Regions from separate parts of the Homo sapiens genome. Here region 1 is linked to region 2. Evidence: chromatin loops called from intact Hi-C (ENCODE). Cell type or tissue: natural killer cell. All regions are shown on one strand. Links, peaks and the distances in the headings refer to the core of each region. The heading gives the core; the rest is flanking DNA. Region 1 has its middle 61 kb from the start of SAMD3. Region 2 overlaps SAMD3 (sterile alpha motif domain containing 3).

Region 1 (8,342 bases), core at 284-8,283, 140 kb before region 2:
AACTCTTAGCTGCAGCATCCTTCTAGAGGATCTCTTCATAACCCTTTGCTTACTTCTCTCCCTTGTGTGTTCTACCTCTCATTGGATTTTAAACAAGTCCAAGGCTATCAGGTTAAAAAAGATAAAATAAAATAGAATACAGGTTTTCAAATCTTCCTCAAATTAACACCTTATTTCTTTTTCCTGTTTCACACTTTTTATAGTTATTTATTCTGCTTTTCCCCTTTTTGTTCCTCCCATTCAAGTATTTGTTGAAGGAATAAAGAAATGAATGAATAATTGTCTACTAAATGCAAGAATGCTAGGCACTATGGGGACTATCAAGATACATGAAAATTACTCCTTAAACAAGGCATATATTGGTACAAATAAGCATATGTATAAAATGTTATGTGATTGTTATAAGCAACAAGGCAGAAAGAAGTATGGCGTGTCAAAGGATGAGAATTGTTTGGAAGATTTCTAGGAGGAGACTAAACTTAGGTAAAGATCATTACAGCAAAGTACATACCATATATGCTCATTTAGAAGACAGAAGAAAAAAACTGGAGCCAAGCAAAACGATAGGTAAGAAATGTGGCATCCAAAGTAATTCTGGAGGTAGGCAAATGTTTAGGGGAAGGAGAGATTTTGAAAGATAGAACAAGGCTAGGCACAGTGGCTCATGCCTGTAATGCCAGCACTTTGGGAGGCCGAGGCAGGCAGATTCTTTGAGGTCAGGAGTTTGAGACCAGTCTGGGCAGCATGGTGAAACCCCGTCTGTACTAAAAATACAAAAATTAGCCAGGCGTGGTTGTGTGCACCTCTAGTCAGCTACTCAGGAGGCTGAGGCAGGAGAATCACTTGAGCCTGAGAGGTGGAGGTTGCAATGAGCAGAGATCTTACCGCTGCACTCCAGCCTGGGCGACAGAGCAAGACTCTATCTCAAAACAAATAAATAAAGAATGAGCTTCTCTAGGGATAAATTAATTTTGGAGAAGCCAATGAAGGAGAAAATTTAAAGAAAATACAGAAGCATCGGGAGAATAGAAAAAATATATGGATATCTATATCTATGTAATTTTCAATGAGTAGGCCAAGGGTACATACCTAGAGAACAGTTTCCACAAAAAAAGAGAGAAAATTTGAAGCAAAAACTAGATGATCATATGTTAAAAGCACATGAAGGAACGGAGGCAATAAATACCAAGTGTTCTTTCAAAAGAAAGGAACTGTGCCGTAACCTTGACATCCCTTTGAAGCTTCAGCATTCTTCATCCCATGTCTCCAGTCTGTCATTAAGGCTCACTCTTCCTCTCAGAAATGCCTACCATCTTGATCTTTCCTTTTCCCTTGCTACACTGCCTCTCTCCTACCTTAATTGGTTTCCTTGATGCTCACTTTTCCTCCCTTCTGGCCATCCTGTGTTGGGTCAATGAAGTGTGTGAGATAAAGGCAGATGGTGCCACAGGAGGCACGGCATAGCATGGAAGAAAGCAGGTAAGAGCCTGGCTTCTGGTGCTAAACAAACTTAGTTTCAATCTTATCACTATCTGATCCTAAGCAAATTATTTCAGTTCATAAACCTATTTCTTCATTTATAAAACATGGGCAATACCTTCCTGATTGATTTGTTATAAGGTTCAAATAAAATAAAATATGCTAAATAGACAGATATATGTACCCAAGGTGCATAATCATTTTTATTATGACAACAAACTAGTGTTTCTAAAGCACTGCCTTTATTATCTCATATCCGTGATCAAAAGTCTTCAAGGTCCTACCATCTCTTATGGCTTTAAATGTAAATTTCTCTCTCCTAAACTATGAAATCTTGGGCTGGGACTTGTCTTAGTTATCTTTGCAACCCCAGTGAAACACTAGTGCCATTTATTCAACACACATTTCCTTTAACTGGGAATAAGATGGACTTTTAAAATTGTCACTGGGCATAATAAGATGCTATTGGCTTCAAGTAACAGAAAATACAACTAGCAATGACATTACAAAATACATGCTTATCGCATATAACAGAATTATAGATATAGTGAGTTTCTGGATTAGTTGGCTCTATAATGTCATGTTTTTTCTCTCCTCATCCTCCACCCTTAGCATATTGGCTTTTTATCCTCAACCGTGCACCCTCATGCTTCCAACTGGCTGACATAGCTTTGGGCATCATGACCTCTCATGAACACATTTAAAGTAGGAATCAGTGAAGACAAGCAACATGAGAGCTCTCCTTACTTCCCTCTCTCTCTCTTTACTAGTGAGGCTGCTTTTCTGGATTTTATTTGCTTGATTCTCTTTCTCTCAATTTGATCTGTAATTGTTGGAAATCCCAGGGTTCTAAATTGGGTTTTCTTCACTACTAACTCTCCTTGATGACTGTGAATACTCATGCTTTCAAAAAATGTATTCAGATAACTGCCAAATGTATCTTTCAGCCCACATCTCTTCAAGCTCCATGTTTATATATCCAATTCATATCTCCACTTGGTGTCTACTATATATAACGTTTTGCAACTCTTTTGTCATTCAGTATTATGGAATGATCAGATGGAATTATCCATCTTATCCATGAGATCTAGTCCATTTTTAACCATTGAATACTAACTGAATGTATAAATCAGTCTCAGTTTAGCTATCTACTTCCTTGACTTGGGACAGTTGTTTCTACTCTTTGCTATTACAAACAGAGATGCAAATAAAGAATTTTACATGTCTGCTTACTCTACTATTATGGAACAAGCATTTATCTCCCCCATAGAACTGTGGGTTTACCTATTTCTCCTTCTTATTGTATAAAATGTTCTCTATATATGTTGTTGGAGGCATATATATTTTGAAATGTTATTACTTCCTTGTGACTTGAATCTTTTATCAACGCGTAGTAACCATCTTCATCCCTAATAATGCTATCCCTCTCCGAGTGCATTCTTTATGTTAATATAGATACACTAGCCTAATTTTGATTATTTACCTGGTCAACTTTTTCTCATCCTTTTACTTTAAGTCATTTTATGCCATGATATTTATGTTTATGTTCCCTTATAAAGACAATTTTATTGAATACTTACCACCCAATTTATGGCCTTGCTCCTTTAACTGGAGAATTTTGCTCATATGACATTCTTTTGATTGCTGAAATATTTGGATTTATATCTATCTTCTCTTTCTCTCTCCCTCTCTCTCTCTTTTTCAGATTTCTCTTTAAAATGATTTTTTATCTTTTCCTGCCTTCTATAAGATTAACTAAGTTATCTTTAATCCTTGTTATTCTCTAGTTATTTAGATATTATATGATCAGTTTCTGTTTTTAAGTGATTATGTTGAAATTGCTAACATATATACTTGATTAAACAGGAACTAAAATTGAAATCAATAATTCTAACCTTCTTCTAATAAAAATTACTCATCTTCTTATTAAGTGTTAGAGATGTTTGGAATTTTATTATATCTTGATATTATTACCAAAATTAATAACCATTATCATTACTGTTCTGTGTAAGAAATGCTTCTTAGGCCGGGCATGGTGGCTCACGCCTATAATCCCAACACTTTGGGAGGCTGAAGTGGGCAAATCACTTGAAGTCAGGAGTTCAAGACCAGCCTGGCCAACATGGTAAAACCGGGTCTCTACTAAAAAGACAAGAATTAGCCTGGCGTGATGGCACACGCCTCTTATCACATGGAAATCACAGCTACTTGGGAGGCTGAGGAAGGAGAATCACTGGAACCTGGGAGGCAGAGGTTGTGGTGAGCCAGGATAGCGCCACTGCACTCCAGGCTGGGTGACAGAGCAAGACCCTCTCTCAAAAAAATAATAATAACAATCCTTCTTTATATTGACCCACATGTTTACTAGTTTCTTTGCTTACCATCATTACTTGAAGCCTATTCTTTCTGGCTTTTTCCTTACTTATATCCTTTAAAAGTCGTTATTCATCATAGATCTGAAAGTGGTAAATACTCTTAATTTTGTCAAAAAATTATTTTTAACTCTCCTTCCCAAATGACAGTTTGTATAATTTATTCTAGATTAACAATTATTTTCTCTTAGTAATTTGAAGAAAGGCAATACAATATACCGTTTCTCTTTAGCCTTTTTTCTTGCTATTAAAAGCATGTGACAGCATAATTTTTGTTTCTTTTTAGGTAATCTGTATTTTCTCGCTGATTGCCTTCTAGATCCTCTTTTTGTCTTTGGTATTTGATGGTTTTACTATAAGGCTCTATGTGTGATTTATTTTTATTTAGCCTGCTCATGACTTATAATGTTGCCTTAATCTAAGGATTCATATATTTCATACATTCTGGAAAACTCTCAGCCATTACCTCAACATATTACTTCTCCCTCTTCTCTCAAACACCACCTTCTACAACTCCTACCTGACTGTGGCTCTCATTCTAACCTTCATATCTGTTAATTTCTCCTACCTGTTTTCTAATTCTTTATCTCTCAGTGCTATATTCTGAGTAATAGTCTTCATTCCAACTCTGTTTGCAAGTCCTTTAGTTGTATATTACTTTCAGTTTAGTCTATTGACTTTTTTATTTCTAGAAATTATATTTCATTCTTTTTCAAATGTGCCGTTTTTTGTAGTGCCTTTTTTTCCTTAGGATTTAAATTCCACATTTTATTTTTTATTCATTTAGGACAAACCAATTTTATAATCTCGACCAGTGCCCTAGGAGCTGAAATTCTTGGGGTTCCGATTATCCCCATTGCTGTGTCTGTTGACTTATAAATTGTTGCTGAATAGCATCTGTTGAGGGCATGCCTCCCTGAAAGTTTTATATTTGCTTCTTTTACATGCCCCAAGAGAATCACCCTGCTGGGTCCAATTTTTATACCAATCTCTTTCTTTCAAGGTTTCCAGACTTTGTGAGAAGTTATTATTTTGAATCTTGAGCCTGCATGAAACACAAGTTTGGAATTTGAATTCTCAGAAAATTCTCTTTTGTTTCAGCTGTTACTTTTAGCGTCCTTGTCTTCTCTGTACCAGTGAGTAGATTTTTTTTTTCTTAGAACACTCTTTCTCTGAGGGTTTCCCTGAAGTCCAGTACTTTTGAAAGTCCCATATTTATTCAGTGGTCTCCATTTCAATCCCCCTCTTGTTTTGAATACAAAGCTTCAGTTTCTGTTCCCATGAGGATTTTAAACTCTAAGCCTCTGTACTATTGAGACCAAGACTACTTCAGGGCAGTCACAACAGCTCATGTTTTCACACACTTCAGTTTGCCACCAGGGGAGGCTCTATTCTTCCTTGTATGATCAACTATGCATTTATACTTGCCTATGTATATAATATATATAACATGTATTTCATAGGTGTTGGTAGTAGAATTTTCTGCTTCTTGTTTTCCTCTGTTTGTTATCTCCTTAAGACTACCATCTCTTTAGGACTAGAACACAAGGCCATTTCCCTAGTTATGGAAGCCAATTTAATGCAAAGAGTAAGGCCAAATCTTTCTCTCTCTCTTTCTCTCTCTACCCCCCATCTCCCTGCACGTGTGCGTGTGTGCTTGTGTGTGTGCGTGTGTGTGTGGCTTGTGTGAATATGTTAAGTAAGTAAAGCAAGGCCTCAGCCAGGTAAGACTTTCCTGAGTAGCTCTGTCATGTCTTGAAGGAAGAAGAATTTACTACAGAGGCAGAGGATATCTGTTCTAGGCAGAGTATGGCATGTGCAAATGCTGAAAAGTTTAAGAAAACATGGATTATTTGAAGATCTGTGAGTAGGTCTATTCCACTGGCGCATAAGCTTAACATGGGGAAATGTTAAGGAGTCAAGGAGTGCAGTGACACGATCTCGGCTCACTGCAACCTCCACCTCCTGACTTCAAGTGATTCTCCCGCCTCAGCCTCCTAAGTACCTGGAACTACAGACAAGTGGCACTGGCCAATTTTTTTATTTTTAGTAGAGACATGGTTTCTCCATGTTGCCCAGGCTGGTCTCAAACTCCTGACCTCAGGCGATCCTCCTGCCTTGGCCTCCCAAAGTGCTGGGATTATAGGTGTGAGCCACCATACCCAGCTGAAATACATTTTAATTCCATTGTAAGAAGCTTATATTTTATCCTAAAGGCCATTGAAAGCTCTTGAAGGATTTCAAGCAGAAGAGTGACATGATTAGATTTCCTCTATAGAGAGAGTGGAAAAATGAAGAACAGATGCAGGGAGATAAGAGGACATTGCATTCATTCACAAGCTTTCAAGTTCTTTTGGAAAATGTGGGCTCTGTCTTCCCCATCTTGGCAATGGTGCACCTCTAACCCTAATTTAACATCCCCAGTGGTGCACATCTGATGGCCCTGAAATGTAAATAAAGAGGAAATAATAACTTTATACTATAAAATCAGTAAGCAAGAGACTTTTCATTTCTCTAACAGTTTGAAGTGTGGTGATTCCAACTATGCTCAATCACACTAACCAGTAGTTTTCCCTTATACACAGTATTGCTTTCCATAATTTCAGTTACCTGTCATTAGCCACAATCCAAAATAGGGGAGGACAGTACAATGGGATATTTTGAAAGAGAGAGATAGAGAGAGACACATTCACATAATTTGCATTACAGTATGTTGTTGTAATTGTTCTATTTTATTATTAGCTATTGTTGTTAATCTCTTAGTATGCCTAATTTATAAATTAGACTTTATTATAGGCACATATGTGTAGGAAAGAAACATAGTATATAGAAAGTTCAATACTATCCATGGTTTCAGGCATCCACTGGAGGTCTTGGAATGTATCCCCTGAGGGTATCAGAGAACTACTGTGTCACATTTTTAATGTGAACATTTATTTTGAAGTATATATTACACATATCATAATTAGCATATTATAATTATCCTGATGGTGATATAGATGATTACTAAATTTTAATATGAAAATAAAGAGGGAAGGCAAGAAGATAAAGACTATCTTTAGATAACTCCTGTCCCAAGGAGTTTACGACTGCAATGTAATGTTCCAAATAACTATAATATGGGATTCTATGTGTACATGCTGAAATAGAACCATGAACAATGGCCAAATGGGTACAGAATCCAAGTGGGACACAGTAAATTTGAGTGCAGGAACAAAAAGTCTGAGAAATTTTGATTAGGCAATTGGGAAGCTAGAAGAGAGTTCAGAGGAGAGGCTAGACATAGAAGATGCCTGTCTAAAGGTGATATTTTCAAGCTTTGGGAGGGAATGTGAGTGCCACGGGGAGGCATGTGAGAGAAGAGAAGAGGGCCAAAAAATGAACCTTCTGCAGATCCTGCCGGAGGGGACAGGAAAATAAATTGAACCAGGAAGAAGGTTTGGGAATGGTGAGAAGGGTAAGAGGTATGTCATTACATGCCATTATCAAGGGCAAAAAAATAATTAAATGTCAAACCACAAGAAAGACCTGCAAGGTGAAACGCTTGTGCAGTTTAATAACTTCGTGATTAGGAGGCTGGTTATAAGCTGCAAGAGAATAGCTTCAGTAAATAGGAAAACAAAGATTATGATGAGCCAAGCAGTGAATGGGAACTTTTAAAAGTAGAAGTAGCTAGTGAAAAACAACACAACAGAAAACATTTGAGTTTGGTGATAAGAAAGAGGGAAATGGAAAAATAGCCTAAAGCAAAGTTTTAGTTTGTTTTGAGTGGTTTTTTATTTTTAACTTAGGAAAGATAATTATTATTTGCAACTGAAGATAAGAGTCAAAGGGGAGAAAGAAATAAAAATTTGAAAGACAAAGATAATGTCCCTGGGAGGTGCAGCTCAAAGACTAGGTAATAATAAAGACTGCTTTTTATTTAGCTCCTACTGTATGTCAGGTGGTGTATTAGTCCGTTTCTCACAATGCTATGAAGACATACCCAAGACTGGGTAATTTATAAAGAAAAGAGGTTTAGGCCAGGCACAGTGGCTCACACCTGTAATCCCATCACTTTGGGAGGCCGAGGCGGGTGGGTCACCTGAGGTCAGGAGTTTGAGACCAGCCTGGCCAACATGATGAAACCCTGTCTGTACTAAATGTACAAAAATTAGCCAGGCCTGCTGGCAGGTGCCTGTAATCCCAGCTTTTTGGGAGGCTGAGGCAGGAGAATCGCTTGAACCTGGGAGGTGGAGGTTGCAGTGAGAGTGCACCATTGCACTCCAGCCTGAGCAACAAGAGTGAAACTCCATCTCAAAAAAAAAAAAAAAAAAAGGTTTAATTGATTCACAGTTCCATATGGCTGGGGAGGCCTCAGGAAACTTACAATCATGGAGGAAGGCACCTCTTTACAGGGTGGCAGGAGAGAGAATGAGTGCCAGCAGGGGAAATGCCAGATGCTTATAAAACGATCAGACCTCATGAGAACTCACTCACTGTCATGAGAAC
Region 2 (8,342 bases), core at 127-8,126:
AGACAGGGTGGCAGAACAGCAGCAGCCGGGGTGGGCGGTGGTCCTGGCTGTTAACACTGACCCCCCATCACCTCCATGCTCATTAACCTCCTTCCTCAAAAAACTTTCTTTCAACAAGGCATTTAAAAATTCAGAATGTAACCATTTACTTTATTAGATTATCTAAAATATTATCAACTAGGAATGTGTTACTGGGATCTACTGGATGTTGCACAAGACAAGTAGGAGGGAGTTGAGAAGGAAAATACCAAACACAAACTGAAACCCTTCCCCAAATTTTCCAAAAAATCCTTTCAGATGCCATAGTTTCTGCCTTCCTGAGAAACAATTTCAATCATCATCTCTTTAAGTGAAGTACGTGAGAATCGCCAGCTAATAAAGTCTCAAAAAATTAAAAAAATCGGCCAGGCATGGTGGCTCATGCCTGTAATCCCAGCACTTTGGGAGGCCGAGGCGGGCAGATCACCTGAGGTCAGGAGTTCGAGACAAGGCTGACCAACGTGGAGAAACACTGTCTCTACTAAAAATACAAAATTAGCCGGGCGTGGTGGCACATGCCTGTAATCCCAGCTACTAAGGAGGCTGAGGCAGGAGAATCGCTTGAACCTGGGAGACGGAGGGTGCGGTGAGCCGAGATTGCGCCACTGCACTCCAGTCTGGGCAACAAGAGTGAAACTCCGTGTTAAAAATAAATAAATAAATAAATTTAAAAAATAAAGAATTTGAGTTTGGTTTTGGCCCAAATGGAGTAACTGGTACTGGTCTAGTCTTCCCACTGTTAACATGGATAAAGCTGGAAAAAAAAAATATGTATGAGGCAACTGCACTCAGGCATTAAGGTACAGGCAATGCAGGACCCTGATCCTTGGTAACGGAAAGACATAAGATGTGCCTCAGTTTTGTGCATGGGTTACTTTCTAGCTCACTGTACAGAATGGTGGGAGGCAAGCAGCATGCGGAGGTCTCATGGAGCTGCACAGGAAGAGATTAAAGTTGAGGAATGATGAAGCAGCTGGCCTTTGTAGGACAGGCACTGGAGGAAAGTGGGCTGGGCCGAAGTCTACACACGGATCCCCTGGGGATCCTTGGCTGAGAGCCGAGACTTCACACAGTGTTGCTAATAAGAATTCAGGCTAGGTGTGGTGGCTCACGCCTGTAATCCCAACACTTTGGGAGGCTGAGGCAGGCAGATCACTTGAGGTCGGGAGTTCGAGACCAGCCTGGCCAACATGGTGAAACCCTGTCTCTACTAAAAATACAAAAATTAGCCGGGTGTGGTGGCACACACCTGTAATCCCAGCTACTCAGGAGGCTGAGGCAGGAGAATGGCTTGAACCTGGAAGGCAGAGGCTATAGTGAGCCGAGATTGTGCCACTGGACTCCAGCCTGGGCGATGGAGTGAGATTCTGTCTCAAAAAAAAAAAAAAAAGAATTCTGGCCCAGTGTGTAGAGACCCTGCAGAACACCTCAGCATTCATCTGAGACTCCAGAAAACAATGCCTCATGAGTGAGAACCATGCCTAAGTTTGAGCCAGGACCTTAGCTAGGACTAAGGACAAACAACAAAACAGAATTGCCGAAAGAAATGATAAAATCAAGTCTGACAGGACCAGAAGATCCACCATAATTTATCTGCCTATCAGAACAAAATTTAACACCCTTTAAAGGAACATAATTTAATCCAGACTCCCCACTAGTGGATCACTAGAGGTTACAGTGAGCGGCGCCATTCCCATTTCCAACTCTTGGTTCCTGGACCCATGAATTCTGGCTATGGAAGAAACTGCACTGTATGCTGGATGCTGATTCAGAGCTTATACAGCCTGGGAGAACCTTGTCCCAGCCCCACAAGGTATTGCCACCTAGCTGGTGCTGTAACTGAGTCTTCAACAGGCCACTCCACCAGTCTGGCAAGCCAGCTGCTTCAGGACAGGACGGTGGGGAACAGGATAAGACCAGTAAATTCCATGTATCATCACCATAGGGAATCTCAGCAGAGAAATGAAATACACGCACACACACACGCGCGCACACACACACACATGAACCAAATTGAAATTCAGAGCTGAAAAGAACAGTTATCTGAAATGAAAACATCACCATGTGCGTAGGCTTAAAAGCATATTGGAAAATGAAAAGAAAGGAGCTGTGAATCTGCAGATAGATTAATAGAAATTATCCAGTCTGAGTAACAGAAAGAAAAAGGATTAAGATGATTAATTTGTAGGACATAATCTGGGGTTGTGAAAAGGGGGGCTTTCTTTTTGTTCCAACTTTTAGGTTCAGCAGGGGATACGTCGTGCAGGTTTGTTATATAAGTAGATTGCATGTCGTGGGGGTTTGGTGTACAGGTTATTTCATCACCCAGGTAGCGGGCATAATACCCGATAGGTAGTTTTTCGATCCTCACCTTCCACCCACCCTCTAATCTCAAGTGGACTCCGGGGTCTATTGTTCCCTTCTTTGTGTCCATGTGTACTCAGTGGTTAGCTCCCACTTATAAGAAAGAACATGCAGTATCTGGTTTTCTAGTCCTGCATTAATTTGCTTAGAACAATGGCCTCCAGCTACACCTATGTTGCTGCAAAGGACATGATTTCATTCTTTTTTATGGCTATGTAGTATTCCATGGTGTACATGTACATTTTCTTTATCCAGTCTGCTATTGATGGGCATCTAGGTGGATTCCATGTTATTGCTATTGTGAATAGTGCTGCAATGAATATATGTGTGCATGCGTCTTTCTTTATATTCCTTTGGGTATATACCCAGTAATGGGATTGTTGGGTCAAATGGTAGCTCTGTTTTAAGTTCTTTGAGAAATCTCCAAACGGCTTTCCACAGTGGCTGAACTAATTTACATTCCCACTAGCAGTGTATAAGTGTTGGAGGCTTTCCTGTGGCTGACCATTCACAGCTGGGAGCTTGGCTACACAGATGTTAGTGCTCATAAGTAAATACACTGAGATATAATGGGAGCCAGGAATCTCACTGTTGAAGAGAGTTAGAAGCTTGGGAAGGGGAAGGTTAGGAAAAGCCCTGTGGTATTGGTTTGGAATTGAAAGTATCAATGTGAATTCATGGTTTTAGTCTTTATGTATGGCTATTTAATATTTACATATATAGTTATTGGTGTTTCTGGATCAACGGGTGCCTTTGTTTATGTAAATTCAAACATTTCCTAGATTTCTTCTATGAGAAAGTCTAAAGCAATAACATCTCCGTAGCAAGTTGCACACCAGGGCTGAAATCTTGGTTTTTTTTGGTTGGGTTTTTTTTGAGAAAGTCTCTCTGTTGTCCAGGCTGGAGTGTCATGATCATGGCTCACTGCAGCCTTGGCCTCCCAGGGCTCAGGTGATCCTTCTACCTCAGCCTCCTGAGTATCTGGGACTACAGGCATGTGCCACCATACCTGGCAAATTTTTGTATTTTTTGTAGAGACAGATTTCGCCATGTTGCTCAGGCTGGTCTCAAACTCCTGGGCTCAAATGATCCTTCTGCCCTGGCCTCCCAAAGTGCTAGGATTATAGGCATGAGCCACAGTGCCTGGCCTGAAATCTTAGTTTTTAAAGCCATTCTTCATGAAAAGGAATTAGGGTTCGTGGAGAAATAGCTCACTACAGGGTTGGGGGCAAAACAAAAATGAAAACAACAACAACAAACCAAGACGAGTCAAGACGAGTCTGAAATACTGTGTAATGCCAGAAATGAAGGAAGTGCTTGCACACTAATAAGGACATGCCAAGAGGGCACGGCAGTCTGTTTGAAGCGACTCCTACTGGCCAAGTCTGGGCAATTCGAGCAATTCTATAAATAATGAAAGGATCAGATTTGTAACCGTTTGGGTAAAATGGGAATTGATTAACCTGTAGTGATAGAAATAAGTAAGTAAATATATGTGGAAGAAAAGAAACTATCTTAAAATAGAAAGCCAACTAATCCATGTAGAAAGAAAGGAATTAGAAAAGTCACCATTTGGCAACTATTGTAGTAGTACTTGATTCAGGCAAGAATCATTAATGGATGTGGAATCTGATGGATCAAAGTTATACAAGGAACAAGATATTGACATAAACTCAAGGTATCTCCTCATAAAATACAACATATATTAATTTTACGTGGAAAAACCTGGTGAATTCCATTTCTAATCAAGTAATAAAAATTATCTCCAATACTGGGACCAGTTACCATTTTGTGCTTCCGGACACAGTGAGAAATGCTAATATTCTTGCCAGAAATGCATAAATCTTGAAATATCATAAAACTTCCAAGGAGAAATGTTCTACAAAGTAACTGGCCTCCACTTTTCAGAAACCGTCAAGGAAACTAACAAGTTGTTTCAGACTGGAGACTAGAGAGGCGTGGTATCTAAATCTCATATGGGATCCTGGATTAGATCCTGGGCCTGTTAAGAATATGACTGGAACAACTGGCAAATTTGAATGGAATGTGTAGTAGATTTTCCTGAATTTGGGTGCTCTTGTACTTAGGAAATACACAATGAGGTATTAAGGAATAGTGGGGCATTGTATCTACAGCTCATTTTCAACTGGATCAGAAATTGGGGGAAGCTGCACAGAGGGCACTTGTAAGTTCTGTTTACTATTTCTGCAACTTTAATGCAAACTTGAAATTATTTCAAAACATAAAAAGTCAGAAAAGAAATTCTTAGGCTATGAGCCCAGAACAGTGGCGTATTCACCTCCTTCATCCTTCCCTTCACATCTTCCTGCTGAGAAAACGGTTTTCTAACGGTATTAATCTAGATTAGTGGTCCACTGTGGGTTGCCTGGTAACAAAGCCACTATGCCTTATGCATTCCAGCTTTCTGACAACTTAACTTTCAGACCTAATCTCTAGGCAATTTATGATCTACCAAAACATTCAAGGAACAATGAGGCCCAGTGGGTAGTATGTGATTGTTCTTTATAGTTTTAGGAAAAGCAATGACTAAATTAATTCACTGGAGTGTGGGTGGCTAATAATCTGATAATGCCACTGTCAAAAACAGGAGGGGGAGTGGTGGTGGAATCCTCTGAGGGGGAAGAGTTCAGGCAGTGGTAGGATGGGGTAGTTTGAGGAAAGGGACTTCCATAAAGTAAACTGGTTTTGCTTTGAACTTGTAGTCAAATCTGCACATACATTGTTTCTTTTTCTTTCTTTTCTTTTGAGACAGGGTCTCACTACGTTGCCCAGGCTGGAGTGCAGTGGCACAGTCTCGGTTCACTGCAGTCTCGATCTCCCCGGGCTAAGGCAATCTTCCCACCTCAGCCTCCTGAGTAGCTGAGACTATACACGTATGTTGCCATGCCCAGCTAATTTTTGTGTTTTGTAGAGACAGGGTTTTTCTGTGTTGCCCAGGCTGGTCTCAAACTCCTGGGCTCAAGTGATCCTCCTGCCCTGGCCTCCCAAAATGCTGGGATTATAATCATGAGCCACCGTGCCCAGCCATATATCGTTTTTCACTGTTTACCTCTGTCTACTCTTAGTTTCTAAAGCACTCTCCTTTACCTAAATTTAGGATACTATGGTTAAGTATTTGTCAGGGCTTGCTTCCTAAAATCTAACAGTTTTGTTCTTTGCTGCTTGTTGAACAAGACATAACAATGTAGTCACCTAAAGAAATGTAAGATCTTAGAACCTTAGCTGGGTAACCCAAATAGCCTGCATATGCATACACCCTTTGAATCCTCATTTAGTTGAGTCTGCATCCAAAGTTTTAGTTCTGTAGGTTTAGAAATTTGCCATGCCCATTATTTATCATTTCAAATTCATTTCAGGCTTTCATTCTTTTCTCCTCCCTCATCCTAAGGCTTTAATTCTCCACTAAAACTTCTAAAATATTGAGTACTTAGTGTAAACCAGCATTCAAAGCTTAATTCTAAAGGTTTTATGTCTTTACATTCTATATATTAGCTTTTCTTGTGATCTGATGTATCCATTGCTTTCTTCTTTTGTCAGATGTTCAGAGAATTCCAACTTCTTACAAGAACAGATATTTATAAGAAAACAAGGCACATTTTGGAATCCTATTCAGAAAATATACTGACTTCTTTTTCAGTGGTGGACAATCCAATCAATATTGTATTGCAAGAAAAAATGAAACATTACACAGATGAAGACATGTTGAAATGTTAGTAAACCTTATGGAGTGGTGTGATTTCATCTGTTATTTATCAGAATATCTAGAAAAGTTATGCTTTGGTAGTCAGTAAAATTCAGTAGTTTACATTTATTGAGTTTTAAAAATATATTTAAAAATTAAAAATTTACATTACTAAAATATATTTAATAATAATTTTCAATATTTAAGTAATAAGTGAAACAACTGGTGGGGAAAAAAAAGAATTTTTCCAATTAGAGGAGGAGGAGAGGTATAGATTTTAAAAGTATACTGGATATTGTAAAATTATATTTAGGGAACTAGTAACCAGTTAATTTTACAATACAAATCACAAGGGGCAGCATAAATTCTTCCTGGCTGATGGACAGACAGTACAGAACTCTTGTCTTCTGGAAGTGCTCTGGAGGGCAGATACGAGATTTTGAATGTTTTATTAGAAGAGGGTATGGTTTAAAAAGGTGTGAAACATTGATCTAAGAAGGCTAGTTTGTTTTCTGTCCAAGGTAACAAAAAATCCAGATGTTTCAATACTAGCTTAGCTTACAATTGCTAAAAGCTTATTTTTACTTCACATGTTAACATATTTGCTTTGACAGACATGAAGATGACAGCCACATGTTTACTCCTCCCAGATGTTTTTGGGGATGATCCCAGCCTTTTTGTCATCATGAATGAACAGGTATGTAGTATGTGAATGGCCACTAGTTTGACATTTTACATCTTCATGCGATTATTTATATTATTTATTTACTTATATTTTTGAGATGGAGTCTCACTCTTTTGCCCAGGCTGGAGTACAATGGCGTGATCTTGGCTCACTGCAGCCTCCACCTCCTGGTTCAAGCGATTCTCGTGCCTCAGCCTCCCAAGTAGCTGGGATTATAGGCATGCACCACCACGCCCAGCTAATTTTTGTATTTTAGTAGAGACGGGGTTTCACGGTGTTGGTCAGGCTGGTCTGGAACTCCTGACCTCAGGTGATCCACCTGCCTTGGCCTCCCAAAGTGCTGGGATTACAGGCATGAGCTACTGAGCCCAACCGCGATAACTTATTTAAAAGCAAAGTTGGTGGTCTATTTTGAAGTATGTTTGTCATATTTACAAATATGCTACATTGCAACAAGCTGATTTATTGTAATACCATGATTAAGTTCAGATGTTTTATTATTTAGCTATTTTACGTATCATGGTAATGACTCCACTCTTTTTTTCAGGTGCAAGTGTCCACACCTGTGTTGGAAGTTAAAAACCCTTTCAACATGGAGGTCTGCGAATTTTCTTTATATTTAGAAAGGGAGAGGCTCACAAAGGTGGACGACTGTGTTACAGCCTTGGCTGCGCTAGTAGCTGCCTTTCATGTATTTAGGATTGAGTGTCCAAGAAGACTGTCCCAAACTTTCAACTTCCTAGAAACGCTGATTTTCGATATGCACAGTCCTTATTTTCCTTCTTTGAAAGAAAAGGAAAACGAAGTAGGATTTCAGCACCCACTCACTTAATAGCATGCCAAATATTGTACTGGAATTTACCTCTGGGAAAACTGAAGCTTCATAAGAAATTGTTTTGATTTAGGGTTGTGGTAGAGGTAGGTATGAGAAAATCATCTTGTATTTATAGATGCTAATGAATTTCAATGCTTTCTATCTTTACACTTAGATATTAAGTTCTTTGTGAAATTCTGTAATAAAATTCTACTTCATTAAAGAGCTGTCGATTTATTTTGAGTTTTTAGAAATTCCGCAGTTAAGTTATATTTTCAGAGGTGCCTCAGTTTTTTTGAAATACACTGTACTCAAATCCTTCAGGTTAGAGAATGGCCTTGGACTGAATTCAGCATGCCCACTTAATGCACAGGAGCTGCACATTTATGGCCTGTGGGCTGTCTCTTTGGTCTGAACATCACTTGGGAACATTTTGAACTTGCATTGAACATTTCAAGAAGGGACACATACTCTTCTCTCCCTCAGGGGATCTGCCTTGCCCCAGGAGATCTGGTTGTCTTTAATCGCTTGTTGAGAATAAGGGCTGCGGCATTTTTGAGGTCTCCTCATTGCTGGCTGATCTTGCTGGTACAGGTCCTGATGTCTGTGACCTGTGTTCATCTGCTACTGCTTCTCGCCTTGGAAACACAGTGACTCATCCTGCATGCCCAACTGGCTACTGCCCAGAGTCCAGTTCTATCTGTTCTGCTCTTAACAATGGCTGCATAAGTACTTTT

The links. Hi-C counts contacts between places; a loop is a spot of excess contacts. Peaks named below come from ENCODE experiments on the same cell type or tissue, not always from the same donor. Only the 100,000 strongest peaks of a DNase experiment are listed, where the experiment ranks them.
Region 1: it touches region 2 in a loop (12-fold over the local background); 11 of 110 quality-filtered maps call a loop at or near these places.

The regions. Positions count from the first base shown.
Region 1 is chr6:130,279,314-130,287,655 of GRCh38, reverse strand. It overlaps a transcript of SAMD3 not described here. Among named protein-coding and RNA genes, the nearest start is that of SAMD3, 61 kb to the right of the region's middle. In natural killer cell, for the core only: CTCF peaks have their summits at 5,024 and 5,227 (motif pointing right); a DNase peak (open chromatin) is centred at 5,215.
Region 2 is chr6:130,143,801-130,152,142 of GRCh38, reverse strand. It overlaps SAMD3 (sterile alpha motif domain containing 3), which reads left to right. Exons shown (of 12, transcript NM_001017373.4): 10 at 5,962-6,133; 11 at 6,721-6,803; 12 at 7,339-7,828. The coding sequence ends at 7,623. Among named protein-coding and RNA genes, the nearest start is that of SAMD3, 75 kb to the left of the region's middle. In natural killer cell, for the core only: a CTCF peak has its summit at 3,818 (motif pointing left); a DNase peak (open chromatin) is centred at 3,762; H3K27ac peaks cover 437 bases.